Regions from separate parts of the Mus musculus genome. Here region 1 is linked to region 2. A link is a loop called in an ENCODE intact Hi-C map of the cell type or tissue named here. Cell type or tissue: left cerebral cortex. All regions are shown on one strand. Links, peaks and the distances in the headings refer to the core of each region. The heading gives the core; the rest is flanking DNA. Region 1 has its middle 45 kb from the start of Gm20752. Region 2 overlaps Lrrc7 (leucine rich repeat containing 7).

Region 1 (11,367 bases), core at 3,199-8,198, 660 kb before region 2:
ATTCTGCCAGGATCTTTCAGCTGTACCTCAAGACCCAGCTATACTACTCCTGGGCATATACCCAAAAAATATTCCACCATAACACAAGAATACTTATTCCACTATGTTCGTGGCAGTTTTATTCATAATAGCCAGAAACTGGAGTCTACCATAACGTTCCACAGTGGAAGAATGTGTAAAGAAAACATGGCATATCTATATGATAGAATACTGTTCAGTTATTAAAAATAAAGACATGAATTTCACAAGCAAATGGATGTAACTAGAAAATATTATCTTGAATGAGGTAACCCAGACCCAAAAGGACATGCATGCCATGTATGTACTTGTAAATGGATATTAGCTATAAAGTACAGGATAACCATACTATAATCATCAGATCCAAAGAAGCCAAGTAACAAGGAGGGCCCAAGGGAGGATGATTGAAATTTTCTCAGGAGGGGAAACTAAATAAATATAGACCCATGGAAGGAGAGAACTGTGTAGAAGAGGGGATGGGAAGGCTGTCAGGGATTGGAGAAATCTTATGTAGGGACAGTGGGGGTGGGAGAAAGGAGATAAGTGGTGGTGGGGGGCAGTCTTTAGGACATGTCAGAGACCTGGGATTGTCAGAGGACCCAGAAGATCTCTGGGGGGCAATTTTAGCTGGGACTCCTATCAGTGGGGGGATATGAGTCCTGATATGGCCACTAACCATACCCAAACAGTATAGGGATAAGGACAGCAACCCACCCATAAAGCCTTTGACCCAAAATGTGTTCTGCTTACAAAATAAATAGTGACAAAGATAGAGCAGAGACTGTCTGAATGGCCAATCAATGACTGGCCTAAATTGAGACCCATCCAATGGGCAAGAATCAATCCTTGACACTATTAATGACACTTTGTTATGGTCCCAGACAGGAACATCAGTGTCCTCTGAGAGGCTCCACCTAGCAGCCAATGAAAAGAGGTGCAGAAGCTCTCACTGAAACATTAGATGGAGATCTGGGAGTCTGATGGACGGGTTGAGAGAAATATTGAGGGACCCAAAGAGTACAGGAACTCCACAGGAAAACCAACAGAGTCATCTAACCTGGACTCTTGGGGGTTCACAGAGACTAAGTCACCAACCACAGAGTGAGCACAGGCTGAACCTAAGACCCTTGCACATATGTAGCAGGTGAACAGTTTGGTTTTAATGAAGGGCCCCCAACAACTGTGGCAAGCTGTCCCTGAACCTGTTGCCTGTCTACCTGCCTGCTTGCCTGTGGATCTCCTGCCCCTAAATGGACTGGCCTCAGCAGGAGAGAATACACCTGCTTCCAAGTCTGGAAGCAACTTGATGTGCATTGTGTGTGCATTGTGTGTGTGTGTGGTGGTGTGTGTGGTGTGTGGGAGAGTGTTAGTGGAGGAGAAGGAATAATACCCAGAGGGGGGTCCCCTCAAAAGAGAAGGGGAAGGTGGAATAGGGAAGGAACTTTCAGGGAGGGGTACTGGGAGGAGAGGACGCACTGATCTTGGGTTATAGATGAATAAATAAATTTTAAAAATTATTTATTCACTATACATCCTTATCTCAGACAACCTTTCTCCACCCAGTCCCCCTCACAGTCTCTCACCCCATTCCCTCTTCTCTTCTCCTCTGAGAATGGGGAGGCCCTCCTGGGTACCAACTTACCACATCAAATCACTGCAGAACTAGGCAACCCCCTCCCACTGAGGCCAGACAAAGCAGCTCAGTTGGGGAATTGGATCCATAGGCAGGCAAGAATTCTGCTAGTTCTTAAAACATCAACTGTAACACTAGAGGGCCACTTAACCCAGAAGCCCAGTCCTTGGCAGAGAGGTGAGGAGGATGGTATGGAGGGAAGACGAGGTAGGGGAGAAAAAGGAAAATCTCTGAAAGTGTAGCAATGCCTCTGGAAGGCAAAGCCTAGACATGTGGTGGGAGTGGAAGAAATGTGGAATTACAAAAAGAATCCCTCCCACGGATATCTAAAAATGATGCTCCTAGCAGCTTTGGGTATCACAGTTGTGCAGGCAGAAAAGCATTTGATTAGCTCCCTGGCGTTATCTCTGGGGTGTGGGTGTCTTGGAAATCTACATGCACAGTATTCCTTTCAGATAATTGAGCGGTCATTGTTCTCTACATGCTCTCTACATAAAACCAAAATCAGAAGCTTGAAATGAATGTCCCTCTCAAGGGTAAGAACACAGTGAGTGCTATGGCAATTTTATGCTTGGTATTTAAGAACAAGATTATGAGATTTAAGGTTGAAATAAAATTTCTGAATGTTCCAGAATGAAGAGCACACCCCCACCCCCAATTTTTCATTTGCTGTACAGTGCTTCTTGGAGACTTGCAGTTAGCTCTTTTCATACTGCACCTTCCAATATGAAGGTAGATAGTTCATTAGACTTAGTTCATTTGGATTTTTCATAAGCTATAATGTTCTGCAAGGCCTGCAAGATTGAATGGTAGGGTCCTCAGAAAGAAGAAACATTTTCTAAGTGATTTCTATTGTAAAATAAAGGAGCTTTCACTTCAAATTTGAGGAGAAATTCAGGCCACAGAAAACTGTCCTTCTATGTTAGCTGGTGCTCCATCAGCTCTGATTAATGACTTATCATTGCTTCCATTTCTCTGTCTAAATCACCACCAGTGACAACAAGCACCTTTCAATCACAAGTATAGTCCACATATTTGTTTATTGATTGCATTTCAATTGACTATCAGTGACAGCAAGGGTTAGTTTAGAAACAGGAAATATGAGGTTGTGTATCAGTTATTAGTAATTTAAGAATTGCCAAATTTTCTTGTAAAATACCAGATAATAAATATCTCAGATTTTACAAGTTATATGAGTCTCTGTTGCAGCTGCTTGATTCTTCCAGATTTAGCCAAGATAATATATAACAAATGTCTATGGCTGCGTCCATCCTGCCAAACTTTCTCTACAAAATTACAGGATTTGACAATGTTTTGTTGACCCTTGAAATGAGCAATGCCTTCATAGGAAAGAGTGGATTCGATCCAACATATAAATAACAACATACTACTTCTAACTCATTTCATGTCCACAGTTCCATTCTGACAAACATATGAAAAAGCACAGCAAAAGATATTTGTAGGACAGCAGGGCATTTTGGTTAAGAGCTTGTACCTTTGCAACAAGATTTGGAATCAGAATCTAATTTTGCATTTTCTGAGCTGTATAAAACCAAGCAGACTGTTGCCTTCAGAGTGCCTCATTCACCCGATCTGCAAAACAAAGTCAGTATCATTTGCCTCAAGAGTGAAGAACCTGTCAATAGATACAGGAACATGTGTTATCATCATCATCATCAACAACAACAACAACATCAATCATCATCATTATTTCTATCATCTCCCCCCCCCCCCCCGCAAGCTCAGTCAGGCCTCATATAATAATGAATATGAATAAGACTACATACATAAAGCACTATGTGATTCTTAGTATATAACAGTGTTTAATGAGAAGTTGTAATTCACATTGAGTTTTAAAAATAAAGGAGTACAAAATAATCACATGATTATCTTTATATTTACTATGATAATTACCAAAAGCTTTATTTGAATAACAACAGAAATGGGCTGAAACATCATGCTTTAGGGTCTGGAACTTATTCTATTTTCTCTCTAAAGAGCAGACAGTATGTGGAAACTCCTCAAAAAGGACTTAAAGGGAATCTCAAGTAGAATATATTTCATTAGAAGTAGTAATACATCCTTTAAATTGTCATTTATTAATTTACTTTTTGCTTATTTTTAGATGTACTTCAGAAGATACCTTTAAGAGATATGCTTTTTGTTTTGTTTTGATGTTTTATTTTGTTTTAAAATGAGTCACCAAATGGCTGGGCCCTGAGAATAAACTCTCAGGAGAGCCACTATAGTGGCACGTTGCTGTGATCATAGCATTTTTGAGTTGAGAAAGAAAGAGGAGTTCAAAGTCATTCTCACTTTAAGGAGATTGAAGCTATGACTACATGAGACCTTGATGCGATGCCTCTTCCCACAGTAAAAGCACTGTTCTGTGTCCTGAACTCTTCCTGTCAGAACTAGATCCCATTACCCCTGAGTAATTTGTTCCATATGGATCTCATTATCTTGGCACCTGCTGAGTAGAGAAATGATGGGCACATAAACCCAAGCAGAACACAAACTAGAGAATGATTGGGGTGCTTCTGTCTCCAAAAGATGTTACTCACTAGCTTTAGTCTTTGAACACACCTACAGTTTTTCTAAGATTATAGCACTTTAGAAAAAAAAAATCATACATAGCAAAACAAATATTTTTAAAAATTTTTACTTCTTCCCATTATAGGCTAATTCACTATTTAGTGACATGAAGGCCAATTTGTGATTTGAGAAATAGCTACACAATTATTTTTTGTGTTGATTTGCTCAAAGAAGTAATAGATTATAAGAAAGGCTAGAAAGAAAATGCAGGGTTTTTTGTTTGTTTGTTTGTTTATGTGTTTGATTGGTTGATTGGTTTGGTTGGTTGGTTGATTGATTTTGTTCATTTGTTTGTTTTTGGTTTCTTGAGGTAAGGATTTTTCTGTTTTCCAGGGTTTTCTCAAACTTGAGGACTCAAGTGATCCTTCCATCCCAGGTGATAAGTGTGTAAACTAAAGAGACTCCCATCACCAATTTCATGATTTAATGGTGGTAGGGTAGGAGAGGTAGGTGATGAATAGCAAGAATTTTCTATTGCAGATTATTTTGTTTTAACACCATATAGCCATATCTAAAGTAATATAACAAAACTTACATAAGATGGTTCAAGTTCAACTATGAGTCATGATTTATTGTTATACTAAATAACTAAAAAATAAGTGTGATAAAAATACACTCTAGATTCTAGAGAGAATCTAAAATATAAAATTACTTCAAGTGATCAAGAGATTTTAGCATAGGTTAGGTACAGTTTATGATGAAACAATGTAGATGAAATTTTGGAACTTAGAGGAGGCTAACATCATCGTGTGCAGAATGTATCAGGGCAAGGCAGTCTTAGAGCGTCATAGGCAGAGGATACAGGTTGAGTAAACAAAAGGAAAAATACATTGCAGTCAAAAACTACAGCTTGAGCAAAGAAGGGTTCTCTAGAAAGGGGGCAGCATCCTCTAGGGAAGCATCCTCTAGGGAACTGCCAGGAAGCCTTTGAGACAGTTGCTTGGTAACCATTCCTCACAGTTGGCTGCTGTGTCTGAGTCACTCAATCTTTTGGCTGCCCAATCCATTTTCCACCTACACAAGGTTCAGTATTTTGAATGGAATTTAATTCTAAAACAGCAGATACCAGTGGTGGTCGTAAGATTACCTTCCTGATCATCTCTCCTTAAGTTCTGGGGTAAACTCTTGGTTTCTATGCACACACCTATACTCACTCAGATGGAATGCTTAAGGATGAAAAGTATTTTAAAAATAGTGCTTTATGGTTAACAATCCAATCCTAGAAAAATTAAAGTCTAAAATTACAGAGAAAAAGACCCTAGGGAGGTGGGGAAATGCCTTTCCAATGGAGTAGTGAAGTAGGGAGGAAGAGATAAAGGAATAAAGAGTGGGAAGGAGAGAGTTGGGAGGGAAGGTTGGGAGAAGAAAGGAAAGAAAGAAAATAAAGAGAGATCTGGAGAAATGAAGGGGAGAGAAAGAAAAGAAAGGAAGAAAAAGGGTGGGGAGGGAGGGAGACACTTTCAGAGACGCTGCTTTTAGCATTGACAGCAATGAACAGTGTTCATTACATCCCATGTATTTTCTTGATGATGAATCTGATTTCTATGTGAACAAGTTGCTGACTTATCAAGAGCTTTTCTGGAGATCACCAGCATATGAGAAATTACAGTAGGTATTGTGCTTTACAGCACTCACCATGTCTATGAGAGTTCCTCCAAAACAGTTTCCTACTTGCTTTCAAAAAAGGGTAGAGATTGTGGCAGTGAATTACAAGATGATGAGCAGAATTGGGGAGACTGAAATGGTCAGCACAAGATCTACAGTGCCTGGTACAACCTTCTAAGCCCAAGGAATTGTGGGGGCGATTTGCTCCCATCTGCCTCCATTGCTTTTTATTCCACATCACTTCTTTCTCTCTCCACCCCCACAAGCACATGCACAGCTGAGGCTATTTCTAGCTTGCTTGCAAAGACAGAAATCACACCCAGGCACAAAAGAGGTAGGAGAAGAAACTATTGAGAGTGGACCACATTTTTTGAGTATCCAAGCTGCAGAAAAGAGACCCGTAAGCCGCACTTTATTCTTCCCATTGTTCAGTTTTTTTGCTTCAATGATGAATTCTAAAATAGGAGAAAAGAGAAAGGAAAAGAAGGGCATAAATAGTAGAGGGGAAATATTGGGAAAAGAAGAGGAATAGGTAGGAAGGAGACAGAATTAGAGGGCAGTGGAGGATGAATGTGGCATGTTATCACAGAACTTTGTAGACAAGTATGATATTATACACTTTTAAATTAAATATGTATATACAAAAGTATAATTCCTAAGATTTCTTACCATTAAGACGTGAAATTGTAACCATGTGAAGGAAATTTGTCAACTTGGAACACATTATTTCACTAAAACAATTTCTGAGAAAACAAATAGTTTCAGAATTTTGGCCATTAACTGAACTGTAACAGTTTTTAGGAGAGGCAGAGTACTTCCATCAGGAAAAAAAAAATTCCTCCTCTGAAATGAAGTAGAATGTTTGCTTTGTGCTTCCTGGAGACCAGCATCAGTCAACTGAGACCTGGGGGTGTGTTCATGTGCTATTCTTTTTTGATTCATATGTTGGGGAGGAAATGAGTCATGTTGATTAAGTGGCTTAAGCCACCTACTCATGCAAATTATGTGTGTAGCCTGGGAAGAGATAGACCTGACTGCTATGGGATGGCCAATGTTCTTTTTCCAAGATAGTGTGGGCCTTGCAGGCTGCCCCGGTCAACTTCTTGTTCCAACTGGACGCATAGTAAACTCTGCAGGGAAATAAATATGTGTATATTTGCCTGAGTTGGAATTTAATTGGTCATTATTACTCATTGCAAATATCAGACACTTATATTTAACATATATTTATATTATCTTTATTGACTTCGTTTAAGAAACTGAATATCAGATACTCATTATAGAAATAAAAACAATGCACTCAAAAGCATATCGTTTTAATATATCATCAATAGATAATTAAATCTCTATATAATAATATCAAGGAGGTTAATGAGTAAACTTTAGATATAAGTCTACTTATATCTAAAATATGTAGCCTTCTTAATCTGATTTTGATATTACAATGTGAAACCCACCACTGATTAAAAATATTCCTGTGGAATTCAGGCAAGGGAGTGGACTAATTTATTTGCTTCACAAAGCTATACTGTAAAATGTTTCAATATTTACACTACTCAATTTAGTACATGGTTTTATGTTTTTACAAATTTTTCTGCTTTTATGAAGGCCAATTATTGAGGGAAAAATGTTTTGTTTTAAAATGAACTTCTCCTGTATCTTTCTCTGTCCAAACATTAAAAAGGTAAGAAATCTAGCCAAAGCAAAAGTCAGGATGACAGGGGCTTTTACCATGTGTCCCACAGAATAACCTTTTTAATGAGTATTAGTTTTGTGGAGTTTGTTTGTTTGTTTTGCTGTTGTTGTTATACACATAGTGATCACTTCCCAGTCTTTCTATCAAGCTGGCTCTCTAACATAACCCAACATTTTCTTGCCATATGGAATTTGGAGGGGTTAATCACATCAAGTCTCTAGTTGTATTCTTACTCCTTTTTGTCCTTTTTGGTTTCTTGGCTATAACTGCTTTGAGAATATCACATGATCAAAAGCAAAAAAGAAATAATTCCTTAGCTTTAAGAGACTTTAAATGTCTAAAAAGGAAGGTTCTGCATACAAACTCCCACAACATAGAAATGCACAGCCATAAAATGTGATCAAGGCCCGGGTGTAAGGAACATTGGTTCCATCCCATCTCATCCTCAACTGAGTCATGGGTGGTTGTTGTTGTTTGTTCTCATTCTCCTCTTCGCCCTCCTCCTTCTTGTTCATCTATATATTGAGACTTATTAGCTTTTGCCCTAATGATGTGTATAAATATGCAATTCAGAATTTAGGAGGTGAAGACAGGAAGATTGTGAGCTTGAGTCCAGTCTGAATTACACGGTGAGAACTTGTGTCAAATGAACATTGAGTTTTTATAATAATGCTTTAGTTTTAGAATCTAGGATATTTCAGAATTACAGTGTTCTTGTAAAAAAAAAAAAGTAAAAGAATATTCTTTAAATAGTTCTCTGTAGTCAAAATGGATTATTTCCCAGGAAGCAAGGCAAGGAAGGTACACAGAAGAAGAAATTATTAATGTCTTGATCAAGTGAATACTATAGTTCACAAAATAATTAATGGCCTGTTGAGAGATGTTACATGAATTTATGAAAGAAAAATTTAGAAACAAAAGTTACTTTCTCATCAACACAAAAGATGGGCAGAGGAGATACTTCAGTGAGTATAACCTTTGTCATGCTATTGTGGGGACCTGTGTTCTAATCTTCAAAACCCATGTAAAGCCTGGCATGATAGTGCACATCAGAAATTCCATAACTTCTACAGTGGGATAGAAGCCAGAGACAGAAGAATCCTTAGGTGCTCACAGGCAAACTAGCATGCTCTATGCAGACACAAACAACAAACTTTCTGATTCAAGGTAAAAGGCAAGGAAAAGGTAAAATTCAGGTGGTCCTCTGACCTCCACATACATGCTATAGCATACATGCAAACACATTATATACTCATAGATATGCATGCATTTTACACACACAGAGAGAGAGAGAGAGAGAGAGAGAGGGGGGGGGAGGGAGGGAGAGAGAGAGAGAGAGAGAGAGAGAGAGAGAATAGAGAAAGAATATTTTCTTCATCCTGGAAAGTTGCTAATGACATGAGATGAATGCCCCTAGGGTACTGAGACTAAATATTCTCACCTCCTAGAGTATGTATGCTGAATATAGCAAATCAATAGTGAGAAAAGAGCCGGACTTGGCTCCTATTTCAGAATCGCTTTTTCACATTTTTCTGTGGAAACCTCACACTTATTAAGGGCCTGTATGCTCATGTACTCATCTCCTTTGGATGCTGACATTACTTATATCAACATCATTTGATAGATTTCTTTTTTGTGAAGCTTTATAAGCATTTGGAAATTTTAAGTTTACCAAAATAAATTTGTATTAGGAAATCTTAGTCTCTTGCTTCTTAATCTAGAGCAGAGTCCTAGTAATAACACACATATGTCAGTCTCTTAGATATCAGAAGTAATCCCCAAAGTGACAGTCTCCTAAAGTTTTCAGATCTAAGATGTTTATGACTGAGAAAGGTTTCAAATTTGACTATTTTAAAATAACTGTCTTAGAATGTATGCATTAGTAAAATCATCCTTTCTTTTCCATGGTTTTGAGTTCTTCATGATCTGCACATTGAGTGTTAATGTGTTAATTGTTGGGTTGCAGAGTGGACAGAGAGAAATGTGAGCATTTGGGTGGCAGTAGACAGACATGGGGGCCTCAGCCGTGCTCATTCATTGCATTAACTTATTATTATGAGCCTCCAATTTTTTGCTACCTATGATGTGGGGATATTGACCTCCTTAAGATTGCTATGAATAATAATAATAACAAATAATAATAGATAAGTTAATATTTAAAGTATCTAGAACGAATTTCTGGGTGTGTATATTGTTTATATGTGGCCATGGGCTCTGCTAGCTAGTGTATTTGCATTCACAGGAAGGGCAAAGGTTGTCTTTCCCCAGCTTCTTTATTTTTTGAGTCAAGGTCTCCCAATGAACCTGAAACTCATTGATTCAGTTACAGTGGCAGGGCAATGATATGCAGGTATCTTCCTGTCTCTGCCTTCCTCTTCTCTAGCAGTAGGGTACAAAAGCATGACATCTGTTGAGTTTTTGAATGTGGAAAATATGAAATCATACATGATATGCACTTTACTGATTAAGCAATCTTCTAAGTGCTTACCATATCAATTCTCCTTCTATGGATAAGTTTGGTAAGAATTTAGACACCAGGTACTCATTGAACAAGCACTCTAATCATCTGATGTGATTCAGCCAAAAATCTTTCACCATATTCATGTTTTACCCATATTCATCATCTTAAAGAAAGACATTTTACTTCTCTTTAATACTTTCAAAAGCTGGTTATCTTTTTTTCCTTCTATAATTATTCATCTTGATTGTGCAGCAAAGCAATCAATTCAGACACTTTAATCCTTATGTCTAAACTTGAGTTCTGATCCTGACTTAGGTTTGTCCTGATTAGATGGTTGAACCTGGGGTGGGGGAGTCATCCCATCACTCAGACTCTGAAATATCTTTAGGGAATCCTGTTTCACTTTATGTAATGAGAATGACCAGAGCTTGGACCATGTACTCTGGAATGGAGATCATAGACTATTGTGAGAGGGAGAAGAAGGCTACACAGTTACCAGGTCAACAGTGCTGAGACATTTCTTAAAATTTCATAAGAATTTTTTCAGTGTTGTCTCTAAACTACCTACATCAATAATAGCTGGAAGTCTTATTATAGGCTTAGCATTTGAAGCCTAGTATTATATCAAATCTTAATATCAGTAATCTCAGAAAGTCATATCAAATTGTATATCCACATGGAATTCACATATAGTAGTTACAAAATTGAAGAAAGACTGGAGATTTAGGAACAGGTAAGCATTATTTGAGAGTTAGTTGTGCTGAATTACCCCTAAACAAAATGGCTTTCGATGCATGGAGATGTGAATGTATATCAGTTATATACCTGAAGTATAATAAGCCATGAAAAGAACTAAACTCACTGTATTACCATCCACAATAAAAATATGTGATGATTCTTCAGTTAGAATAAAAATTTGTTTTAATTTGTATAAGCCTTGTAATAGAGGTGAAATAGACATTCATAGAGTTTCTGAATTTGGAATCATGTTGATGAAAACCTATAAATTTGAGATATATCTAGTGAAGAAGGGTGCAAAACACCTTGTTTATTATGAGTTAGAGGGAAATTGCTTGGGAAAGCATGCAATTCAATGCCCTAGTTTTTTTTACAGCAAACCTAGGAAAATGTCATACGGTGATGTCAGGAAAATTGCCAATTGCCAGTCTCCTACAAAAGAAAACTATGGAGGTTTGGAGTGCACTGGGATGTGAAGACTTGAAAGCACTTGGATCTTCTGTAGAAATGCCAGGCTCTGCTGACCTCCCTCCTTGTCCACGTCAATCAGACACAGTTTTGTCAAAGCTGCTCTAATTTAGTCTCTAACTAATCATGACTTTTGCTAAGATATTGTCATAG
Region 2 (11,367 bases), core at 2,304-7,303:
CAATTTGGAAAATGAAAGGTGAAGGGTAGCCAGTTGGGTTAGAAACTATCCTAACAGCAACCATACAGTTTTCAACATATGGAACTAGCAGAAGACAAGGTAAAATAACAGGAAGCATAAAAGCTAGATATCATGGAAGGGTATAACTAAGGCATAACACTTGCAGGAATATTTCTAAAGCCTAGTGTCTGAATGGCTGAAGGCCACTTCTTCCATTCAGCTGACTTAGCAGCTATACAATGACTGAAGCTGTATACACTCACTGAAAATATCCTAAAACAGCACATGATTGCATTGAGCCTTGCAGAGAGTCAATTAACTTGCTTATAGGCCTTTGTGCTTACTTTTTCAGTAATACTGAATAGTGTTTATATTTACTCCCCCACACACACCTTGGGTAAGAGTTTTATTAGGTAAGTTTTTTTGGGGGGGGTTGTTTGTTTGTTTGTTCATTTACTTATTCACTTTACGTTCTGATCACTGCTTCCCTCCCGGTTACCCTCTTCCACAATCCTTCCCTCTATACCCCCTCCCCTTCTCCTCTGAGTACATGCCCCCCCCCCTGCTATCCCCCTACCCTGGCACATCTAGTCTCCGTGAAACTAGGTACATCCTCTCCCACTTAGGACAGACAAGGCAGCCCAGCTAGAAGAATATATCCGATGTACAGGCAATAGCTTTGGAGATAACCCCCTCTCCAGTTGTTCAAAAGTCACACCAAGCTGCATATCTCCTACATATGTATGGAGAGGCCTAGGTCCAGCCTATATATGTTCTATGGTTTGTGGTTCAGTCTCTGAGATCCCCCAAGAATCTAGGTTAATTGACCCTGTTGGCCTTCTGATAGAGTTCCTATCCCTTTAGAGACCTTAATTCTTCCTCCTGTTCTTCCATAAGAGTTCCATCCCTGTTTTACTGAGGGTTTCTGCATCTCTGAGTTGGCTGCTGGGTGGAGCCTCTCTAAGGACAGCCATGCTAGACTCTTGTCTGTAAACATAATAGAGTATCATTAGTAGTGTCAGGAATTGGTGCTTGTACATGGGATGGGTCTCAAGCTGGGCTGGTTATTAATTTGCTGTTTCCTCAGTCTATGCTCCATCCATCCTCAGTCTCCATCTACATTTCATGTGGACAGGATAATATGCCTTAGCCGTTAAAGGCTATACTCACTACCAAAAATGTATTAATTTTAAAGAAAGAAGTGAATTGTTTACTGGCTAACTTGGCAGCTGATGACTAATAATGCTAGATAATTTATAGCTCATTTAATATGATGAAAACCAAGGTACCAAGACATTAAGTCATATTTGTGTGTATACATGCATGTATATATTCAGTGTGTGTGTGTGTGTGTGTGTGTGTGTGTGTGTGTGTGTGTAAGCCAGAGGGCAATATCAGATCTGCCTCTGCCACATGGTCTTAATTTTGCCACAGGGTCTCTAACTAAACTGGAAGCTCTCCAGTTTCGGTAACCTGACTAGCCAGGGATGCACTAGGACCCATCTGTCTGTTCCATCTCTTGCTCCAGGGTTAAGGGTGTCTACCACATGCCTTGCTTTTTACATGAGTGCTGGGGAGATCACCGACGGACCTAACGCTTTCATAGTAAGTGCTTTATACCCACTGAGCCATTTCAGTCAATCCCTCAAACTATAATTTGTCACAAACAAGCTTAAATTGTACACATTTGTGGCCATGAATTGGATCATTCACAATGTTAATCACCAGAGAACACACTGTGTTCTGGTTTCTGGAAATAATAGGGAACTATCATCAAGAGAATTTAATTCAATGGATAGCTCTAGTATAAAAATAATACCCTCAACCTGCTAGCTAGATTGTATCTAGCCAATGTTCATGTATATGAGCAGCATCAGAAAAAAATAAATAAGACTTCTCCCTCAAGATCCACCAAGTGGAGAAAATAAACAAAAGGAAAATCTAAGAACCGAATACATATTAGTCACTTAGGGTAGTCATACAGACACAGTTGTATAATCAGCTGGGGCTTACATTAGTCCCTCTGAGACACATGTTGAGATTGGCCTCTGTTCATCAGTATTGGGCAGTAGTAAGGCAGTGAAGTAGTGAGTTAAGTCTTAGGACAGGGTCTGCTTTCCTGGGAGTGGATTAGTTACAGGGGTCAAGGCATCCTGCACTCACACTCTCACTTTGCTCCTAAACAATATGGCCTCCTTCTGCACACCCAACCTGATTTCCCTCATTCACATAGTGCAGCCAGCAGCAAGAGGCTTTCTCCAGGAGCAGGATGCCTGATGGGACCTTGTGCTTAAAGTTGACTACCAACAAAAATCAATTTCCTGTTAAATTGTCAACCTATAGGAACAAATAATAGCCTAGAACATCTGCCATCATAAAAGAAAATGGCCTTATAAGGGTCAGGTATATTTGAGAGTTCATGTGCACATGGAGGCAAAACTTAAGCTTACTTGTAATTCTTCAGGTGTTGTCCGCCCTGGTTTTGTGAAACAAGGTCTCTCGTTAACCTGGAATTCATCAATAAGGGTAGGCTGGCTGTCAGACAGTCCCAAGGATTAACCTGACCCTGCCTCCCCATTGGTAGAATACCACTACTCTGATAATCAAATTTGGGTTCTTGGACAGCAATGGCTTGTGCTGTAAGATCGAGAATTGACAAATGGGACCTTATAAAATTGCAAAGCTTCTTTAAGGCAAAAGACACTGTCAATAACACAAAAAGGCCACCAACAGATTAGGAAAGGATCTTTACCTATCCTAAATCAGATAGGGGACTAATATCCAATATATATAAAGAACTCAAGAAGGTGGACTCCAGAAAATCAAATAACCCCATTAAAAAATGGGGCTCAGAGCTAAACAAAGAATTTTCACCTGAGAAATGCCAAATGGCTGAAAAGCACCTGAAAAAATGTTCAGCATCCTTAATCATCAGGGAAATGCAAATCAAAGCAACGCTAGATTCTACCTCACACCAGTCAGATCAAAAATTCAGGTGAAGCAGATGCTAGCAAGGATGTGGAGGAAGAGGAACACTCCTCCATTGTTAGTCGGATTGCAAGCTTGTACGACCACTCTGGAAATCAGTCAGGTGGTTCCTCAGAAAAAATGGACATAGTACTACCAGAGGATCCCACAATACCTCTCCTGGGCATATATCCAGAAGATGTTCCACCTGGTAAGAAAGACATATGCTCCACTATGTTCATAGCAGCCTTATTTATAATAGCCAGAAGCTGGAAAGAACCCAGATGCCCCTCAACAGAGGAATGGATACAGAATATGTGGGAAATTTACACAGTGGAGTACTACTCAGCTATTAAAAAGAATGATGGACCTGGAGGGCATCATCCTGAGTGAGGTAACCCAATCACAAAAGAACTCACACAATATGTACCCACTGATAAGTGCATATTAGCCCAGAAACTTAGAATACCCAAGATACAAGATACAATTTGCTAAACACATGAAACTCAAGAAGAACAAATACCAAAGTGTAGACACTTTGCCCCTTCTTAGAATTGGGAACAAAACACTCATGGAAGGAGTTACAGAGACAAAGTTTGGAGCTGAGACGAAAGGATGGACCATCTAGAGACTGCCATATCCAGGGATCCATCCCATAATCAGCTTCCAAACGCTGACACCATTGCATACACTAGCAAGATTTTGCTGAAAGGACCCAGATATGGCTGTCTCTTGTGAGACTATGTCGGGGCCTGGCAAACACAGAAGTGGATGCTCACAGTCAGCTATTGGATGGATCACAGGGCCCCCAATGGAGGAGCTAGAGAAAGTACCTAAGGAGCTGAAGGGATCTGCAATCCTATAGGTAGAACAACAATATGAACTAACCAATAACCCCCCGGAGCTCGTGTCTCTAGCTGCATATGAATCAGAAGATGGCCTAGTTGGCCATAAGTGGAAAGAGAGGCCCATTGGTCGTGCAAACTTTATATGCCTCAGTACAGGGGAACGCCAGGGCCAAGAAGTGGGAGTTGGTGCATAGGGGAGTCGGGGCGAGGGTATGGGGGACTTTTGGGATAGCATTAGAAATGTAAATGAAGAAAATACCTAATTAAAAAAAAGAAAAAAAGAAGAGAAATAGTAGAAGAAAAAGAATAGAACAAGATAAGAGTTGAGAAAAGGTGGAAAAAGAAGAGGAAAAAAGAATTTGGGTTCTTGGACTTGCAAAGCAAGTACTTTATTAACAAGGAAATAACAGTATTTAATCTTATTTTTTTATTTTGACTGAGTTCAGTGTCTTTTTATATGTTTGTCTTTGGAAGATACTTGTACATGTTAAATGTGTGTGTTTGTGTATTTGTGTATGTGTGTATTTATTAGACAATATCGCAACAACTTTCTTTAATAATGTGGGGTATGATACTCACTTATTTAATGGTGTTTTACAAGTTTTTCTCTCAAGTTAACCATTCACAGATTAAAGCATAATTTGAAAAATTATACCATCAACCTTCATTGATTATATCTTACCGTGTAAAAATATTATTAGCCTAGTGTCTTCAACTTTGCTAATCATGTCCCTACTTTTCTCTATAATTGTAATATATCACAAAGAAGTTTTTACATATCATGTGTTCTTGTTTCTGAAGCAGAAAAACACTCCTGGGTCATAGATTTGCTAAGACACGAGATTCTACTGAACAGGATGTCAATCTTGGATGTGGTGGTATTTAATGCATCCTTGGAGTGTGTTATTTACAACATAAATATAACTATGGAAGACATTCCAAGGAAGGATTATTCTTCATTTAGATGTCACTATATGTGATGTCTAGCAATATACACAAAAGCTCTGAACATTTCTATCTTGATTAGAGACGAGCTGCTGAGATCACAAAAAGTTCTCAGAATGAGCTCTGCCATTCAGCACAAGTCTAGCCCCTGCTCTGAGAGCAAAGGAGAGAAGCTTACAGCCTTGGGAAAGTGGTGAGGTTTGCTAGGGGACCGACATGTGAACTGTATTGAAGTTGGATGATAAGATTTCTACAAGTTAAGGAGACAATGATGATCCTTCTTGGCAGAGAAAAATGTTTGCAAAAGTATAGAAGATGAGGAGGTTTCGCACTTACGTGCCAGCCAGGAAGAGGCTGACAGCTTTTCCAAGCAGGATCCAAGGAACCTAGCTGAAAATCTGCTTAAATGGGGGGCATAGGGAAAAGCAGCACCTCAGCTATGCTACAAAGAGAAGAGTCACATTTGCAAGTCTGACTCATTCTTGACATGAAGTGGGGAAGAGAGAAAATAGGGAGTGAAGGATGCTTCCCACAGCTGAGAGGAGGAGATGACAACTGACGGTTGAACAAAGATGACAGTATCTTAGAAGGGTCAGATTTGTGGAGGAGAAAAATGAGGGCATGTGTAAACCCTGTTCCTTGTCAAAGGGCAGTGAGAGCCCTGTGGGTGGCAGTTTGTACAGAGGGAAAATTTTATGGGGGAAAGTATTATGAGAACTGAAGTAAAACTTTAACACTAAAGAAGACGATATGTTCATTTATCATTTAATGTAAAGGTTATATAACTGCATCCATGTACTGTATTAAAAATGAAAAATATCTCTAAAATGATGAAATAGAATGTTTCTTATGTCCTACTCATATCTATTATAAGCTTTACAGAAGAATTTAACAAAATTTATAATAACTCTGACATAAGCAGAAATATATAATGGTTATATTCCTGCACTATGCTAGGAGAATTACCTCCATTAGGTGTGGCAGTGGAAAAGGAAAACTTGGGGATATTTCTCTCTCCGTCTATGCATGCCAAGCAAATAATCCTCCCATCTAACAAACCAAATAGGAAATTATATAGAAAAATGCCATATCAGTCCTCCAAAGGCTACTATTTAGCAGTTATATGACCATTATAAGGCTCCTTTGTGATAAATGCTATCACTCCAAAGCCATGGAAAATAGCAAATTTCAAAAAATGCCATCTGGATTATTCACATTCCAGAGAGTGAGACTAGTTATCAACATAAGGTAGTAGTATAAGACTATTTCCTGAGGGGGAATGGAGAAGCCCTATATTTTCCATAGATGGGACAGAAATAACACAAATAAAGAACCAATTTCTCCTGTCTAGACTACTGAGCCAATAAGTTTTAATAATGTTACTCACAAGATCAACTTACAGGCAGCTAGCTACACTACCTGCCACCAAAAGTCTTTTCCAGAAACTGTTATATGCCTACTTATCCTCTGAGAAAGTCATACTAGTCCTTTTCCTTAGCAGCTTTCAACTGCTTAAAAGCCCTCAATGAGAGATTAGACCACATAAGTCCTCCATGGGACAATCTTATGCACATAGCCTGCTGGCAATTTTGCTGAGATTCAAGAGAATGGCAGAGATGTCATTGCCAGAGAAAAGTGTTGCAAATCAAATGGAACAACCAAAACACTTGTAACCTGTGAGATTAACAGATCTCCTTTGGGAATTCACCGATTTGAGTTTGAAGGGCAGTGATTGATGGAATACCAGTTTCTTATTTGTACTCCTTTGAATTAAATCCATTGAGTAAACTAATCTTTTTTTTTAATCCTGCATTTTAGAAGATATCATTCTTGTTTTTCCCCCAATGGCATTTTTCCTTTTTATTCTTTTATTGAAAATAGATTCTTTTCTCATAAAACTTATCATGATTATAATTTTTTAATCTCTTTCTATTTCTCCCAATTCCTCCAAATTCCCTCCCCTTTGGAACCACTTCCCTTCTGTCACTCATCAGATAAGTCTTCTAAGAGATAACAACCAAACAAGACAAAATTAAATAAAATACAATGAAACATAAACTACCATATCAAATTGGGACATGACAACCCAATAGGAGGAAAAGATCCTCAAAAGCATACAAGACTCAGAGTCTCATTCATTCTCATAGTCAGAACTCCCATAAAAATACTAAGCTAGTAGCTATAATATATATGCACAGGAACTGGTGAAGACTCATATAGGCCTGTGCTCACTGCTTCAGTCTCTTTGGGCTCATATGCACCTTTCTTAGTTAACTTAGAAGGCCTTGTTCTCTTAGTATTTTCTATCCCCTCTAACTCTTATCACATCCTCCTCCACAGGATTCTCTGAGCTCTGAGTAGCAAGATTTGATGGAGAATTTAGATTCCATTAAAATGAAATTTTATACTCCATCTAAAATGTACTCTCCACATAAGGCAATAGACTGACCTTATAGCCATAGCTTAAAGAAAACATTACTGAAAACATAGATTTAAAATACCTTTAATTACGGTCTGCATCATCAAACTGACAGAAGTTAAAAATGCATTGATAGCAGCTGCTAACAGTGGGTCAGAGATGGGTATATGTGGGTAATACCCAAAGTAGGATCAATTGGGAGAAAGAATTAACTCTACAATGTTTGTCAGTAGGAAAATTTTAAATCCTTTTCATACAGTAGATGTGCAAGGAGGTGTTTGTGTGTAACTGTTTAACCAGACATGGATTCAAATATGAAGAAATTATGACATGCATATGCTCCCAAATCATGAAGAACACTCCTCAAAAAATTAGTAGATATATTTATAGTATACGCAACTATATTTCAATAAATGTATGTGAGAATGAGATGTGAGGATGTGTATACGATAATGCTAAATGAAAGAGCATGACACAAAATACGTCTGATTTTTCTCCTTTTTAATATGTTTTAATCGAAGTAGAAATACTTCATTTTCATCTCTCCTATTCCAATCCTTCCTCTAGTTCCTCCAAGTTTCCCTCCCTGGAACCCCTTCCATGACCCCCTCCACTCTTGTTGATTGCTTCGTTTTCTTTGATTATTATTGTTTCATACATACAGGTTTATATGCATATATAATAGATAAAATAGAGCTTGATGAGTCTGTTTTTGTGTATATGGTCTCAAGACTTCCCATTCTATGTAATCTTAACAATATGTATACCTGGCCTGTTGTTGTATGTATTTAGAATATTACTTTAAGTAAATAGAAGGATGTAGTGCACCATATCAGTGCCCTCTTTATGGATGTCATATATATGGGGTATGATATATTCTTATATATTCTATATTTTCTAAACTTTTATTTGTAAGCATGCACTGCTTTTATAGCCTAACTAAAATATGAAATGGGATTTTAAATAGAAAACATTTATGATCAAGCAAAGTGGTGTATCCAACATACCTAAATAGCTCTGTATTTGTTGTAATTTCTACTCTCTGAGAGATTATATTCACTCACACTGCTGCCTGCTAATGCAACTCATGGTCTGGTGGTTGGCAATGTGCTTTCTAAGGGTATATGATTTCTAATTTCTCTCTATTCTCCACCATGTTCCACTGTCATGCAAAGCTCTTACTTCCAATGGGAGCTAGTGCTTCTAGCTGAGACACACTCCTTTCTGTATGATATCTGTCGAGGCATTTTCTAAACACATTTAAGATCCATTAATTCTTTAGATTAGATTGCTTAAGTACAGTGGTTTATGACAGCCACTCTGAGGTTGCCTAAGGACACTTCGAGTCAGCTCTTTTCCTGGATGTGCATTTCTGACAATGAGTGGGCACAGTTAGTGTTGTCTTTCTGTGATCTCATACATGCTCTTCCCAGTGTCTTATTTTATGCTTTCACTGGACATTTTTATCTACATCTAAGATCACATTTATAAACCATCTTCAACAGGCTTGTAAGCCTACGACAAAATGAAACTAATTCTCAAATGTCTCATCTTTCTTGGGGCTGATAGCTAATGTTCAGGAGATAAGACTGCTGCTTCCTTCCATTGAGGCTACGAGAGGATCTATTCCTTGTTTTGTCAATGACTCTCCTCCTTGTGCATCTTCCATCCTGTTCCTCCACAGGCTTACATGTAGACTTATGTCAATAAAGACACTGGTACTATTGGAGGAGGGTCTATGCTACTTCAATTAACCAATCACAAAATTACATCTACAAAATTCTGTCTTCCAAATAAGGTAAGAGTTTGATGTCCCAAGATTGGGAGGTAAACATATTTTCAGGAGACAGTTCTATAACTCTCAACAAAATGTACTTGGGAGGAAATTTATATATTAGTTTAACCCTTAGCCTTAGTTGAACAAGATTATTCTTCCTTAGAATCATTACCCAGGAGGTGGTGAGTAGGCAGAAGGCCTCAGAACAAGATAGAGGTAGCAAAGCATGAACACAGAGCATCAGGGAGTGTAGAGTTTGTGTGGGTGTTGTTCAAAAGGAGATTGACAACTATGTTCAGGTATGGAATCAGTGGCAAAAACTGTGTGGTTTACCGTGAAAGCAATAGGGAGCTGGTGAATAGTTTATGTACATCTCATATGAATTTTAAGACTGATTAGCCCTGTAGTGCTACAGTTACATGGAACACATTTGTCCACTGGCAGGATCTTCTGTTTGCGCTTACCCCTTTTAGTCTAGAGGCTATCTCCATTCTTTAATACCTTTTCCATTGTTTCCAAGGCATTTTTCTCCTTGTCATATTCTCTTAATTTTCTCAAAATATATTGGATTTTAATCAGCTTCTAAATAATTTAATTCAGTAACAATTTTCTTTCACTAAGAATGAACCAAATATTTCTGGCATTTATTACTTACAAAATGAATCAAGATCGTTACTTAAATATTCAGAATATTGTAAATTGCTTCTTGAAATTGCACTTTTATCCCATATCAAAAAGTTACAGTGAATTCTGTATCCTAGCAATTGTTCGTCTTTAAATTGAGCTCTGATTCAGCCATTTTCGGATTTCATGAGCTTTTCTATCGGTTGCTTAGACTGAGGCTGAATTTTTTATGCCTATGTTTCTCTGTAGATGTCTTCTTGAATTAATTTTTGTTTTAACTCCCCTTTTAGCCTTAGGGTGACACCAGACAAGCGTGTACATTTCGTGACTGCTAAAATCTTCCCAATTATAAAGTAACTGCCTAGATTTATACCCATAGCATTTTAATTGATTAAAAAAATTATCACTACAAGCCCTGTTTATTTAGGTGAGTCTCAGAATTGTAATGTGTGATCAAACTGTCTTGAAGGCACAAATACAACTGTCACAAGCATTAATTAAAATACTAATAAATATATGCAGTATCAAAAAATTCTAGTTAGGCTGAAGAATGAAACACCAAGAAATATCATTGAAACTTCTTACTTTCAGTAATTTATACAAGATTTTTAAAAAGCCAACATTTTACCCTGCTCTGTGAAGGAGATCATGAAAGAAGGGTCCTATTCTCACAAAGGTGCAAACAATGGGATAAAATAACCCACATTGAAAGGCTTCCCAGCTCTGAAGCTTTTACTCCAATAGAGGAAGATATGGAACATTCCACAGAAAGAATATATATATATGTACATATATATATATATTTAAAGTATTATCATCTATATACTCAAAATTTTATTTAGAAAAGTATTTGTCACACAAAGTTCAGATGTCTCTGACTTCATAAAGATCATAGTGCAATGGACTTTCTCTTGATAACTTCTTAATAATCATCATCTTGACTTGGTACTACAGCATAAGACTTCTCAAGAGTTATTCAAATAAGAACATCACCTGAGTAATTTATTCAAAGATTGGAAAAGTCATTAAACTGAAGTTCTTTTCAGACACAAGATTTTACCAAAAACCAGCTATTTTCTGACAGAGCTGTCTTTTCTGTACCTCCATATAAGCAAGCTTTGAATGCTAGGACAGAAATTCACAGTTTTGCCTTGGAAGGGCTAGCTCCTTGAAAGATATCATAAGGCTTAGAAGTTAATTTCTCCATTTAACTCTTAGATGATATTATCCATTTTCCTGGAATCCAAAGTCTTTTAAGAAATATAGCTGGAACAATTTATTACTGAATCATAACTTTCTCCTGGAGTTTAGATCTTTTAATCTGATATTGAGCTTTACTTTGCACTATCTTGCTGCTATTTTCTCAAAGTACCATTGTATTTCCTTAAAAATCCCATCTCTGAGAACTGGGCCCCAGTGTTGATTTTAAATGGACAGAAACATTTGAGCCATAACAACCTCTGACCTCATAATATTCCAATTCGTTATACTTATTTCTAAAAGAGGGCGAAGAGCAGAAATATGAGCTAGAAAAAAAACATCACTGCAAGTGAAGACTGGGCTGAAGACATAGTTTGATGATTACCTCATGAGACCTTAAGTTTTATACCCATTATCACAAAATGGAAGTTTTTAAAAAGGAAAACCTATGTTCAGTGGAACTTTCAGAACTGAAGAATGCATGTGGATTTTAGAAAACAATATATTAATATATAATATCATATTTCAGCTTATTTTATTTTGTTAAATGTGTAAGTGTATGGCAATGTATATGTATAGGTATATGT

What was found. Hi-C counts contacts between places; a loop is a spot of excess contacts. Peaks named below come from ENCODE experiments on the same cell type or tissue, not always from the same donor. Only the 100,000 strongest peaks of a DNase experiment are listed, where the experiment ranks them.
Region 1: it touches region 2 in a loop (11-fold over the local background); 2 of 42 quality-filtered maps call a loop at or near these places.

The regions. Positions count from the first base shown.
Region 1 is chr3:159,025,586-159,036,952 of GRCm38, reverse strand. No RefSeq gene overlaps it. Among named protein-coding and RNA genes, the nearest start is that of Gm20752, 45 kb to the left of the region's middle. In left cerebral cortex, for the core only: a CTCF peak has its summit at 5,131; DNase peaks (open chromatin) are centred at 5,204, 6,093 and 6,786; H3K27ac peaks cover 3,228 bases.
Region 2 is chr3:158,363,189-158,374,555 of GRCm38, reverse strand. The region is part of intron 3 of Lrrc7 (leucine rich repeat containing 7); the gene reads left to right. Among named protein-coding and RNA genes, the nearest start is that of Lrrc7, 190 kb to the left of the region's middle. In left cerebral cortex, for the core only: no CTCF peak of the experiment used is centred there; a DNase peak (open chromatin) is centred at 5,172; H3K27ac peaks cover 1,303 bases.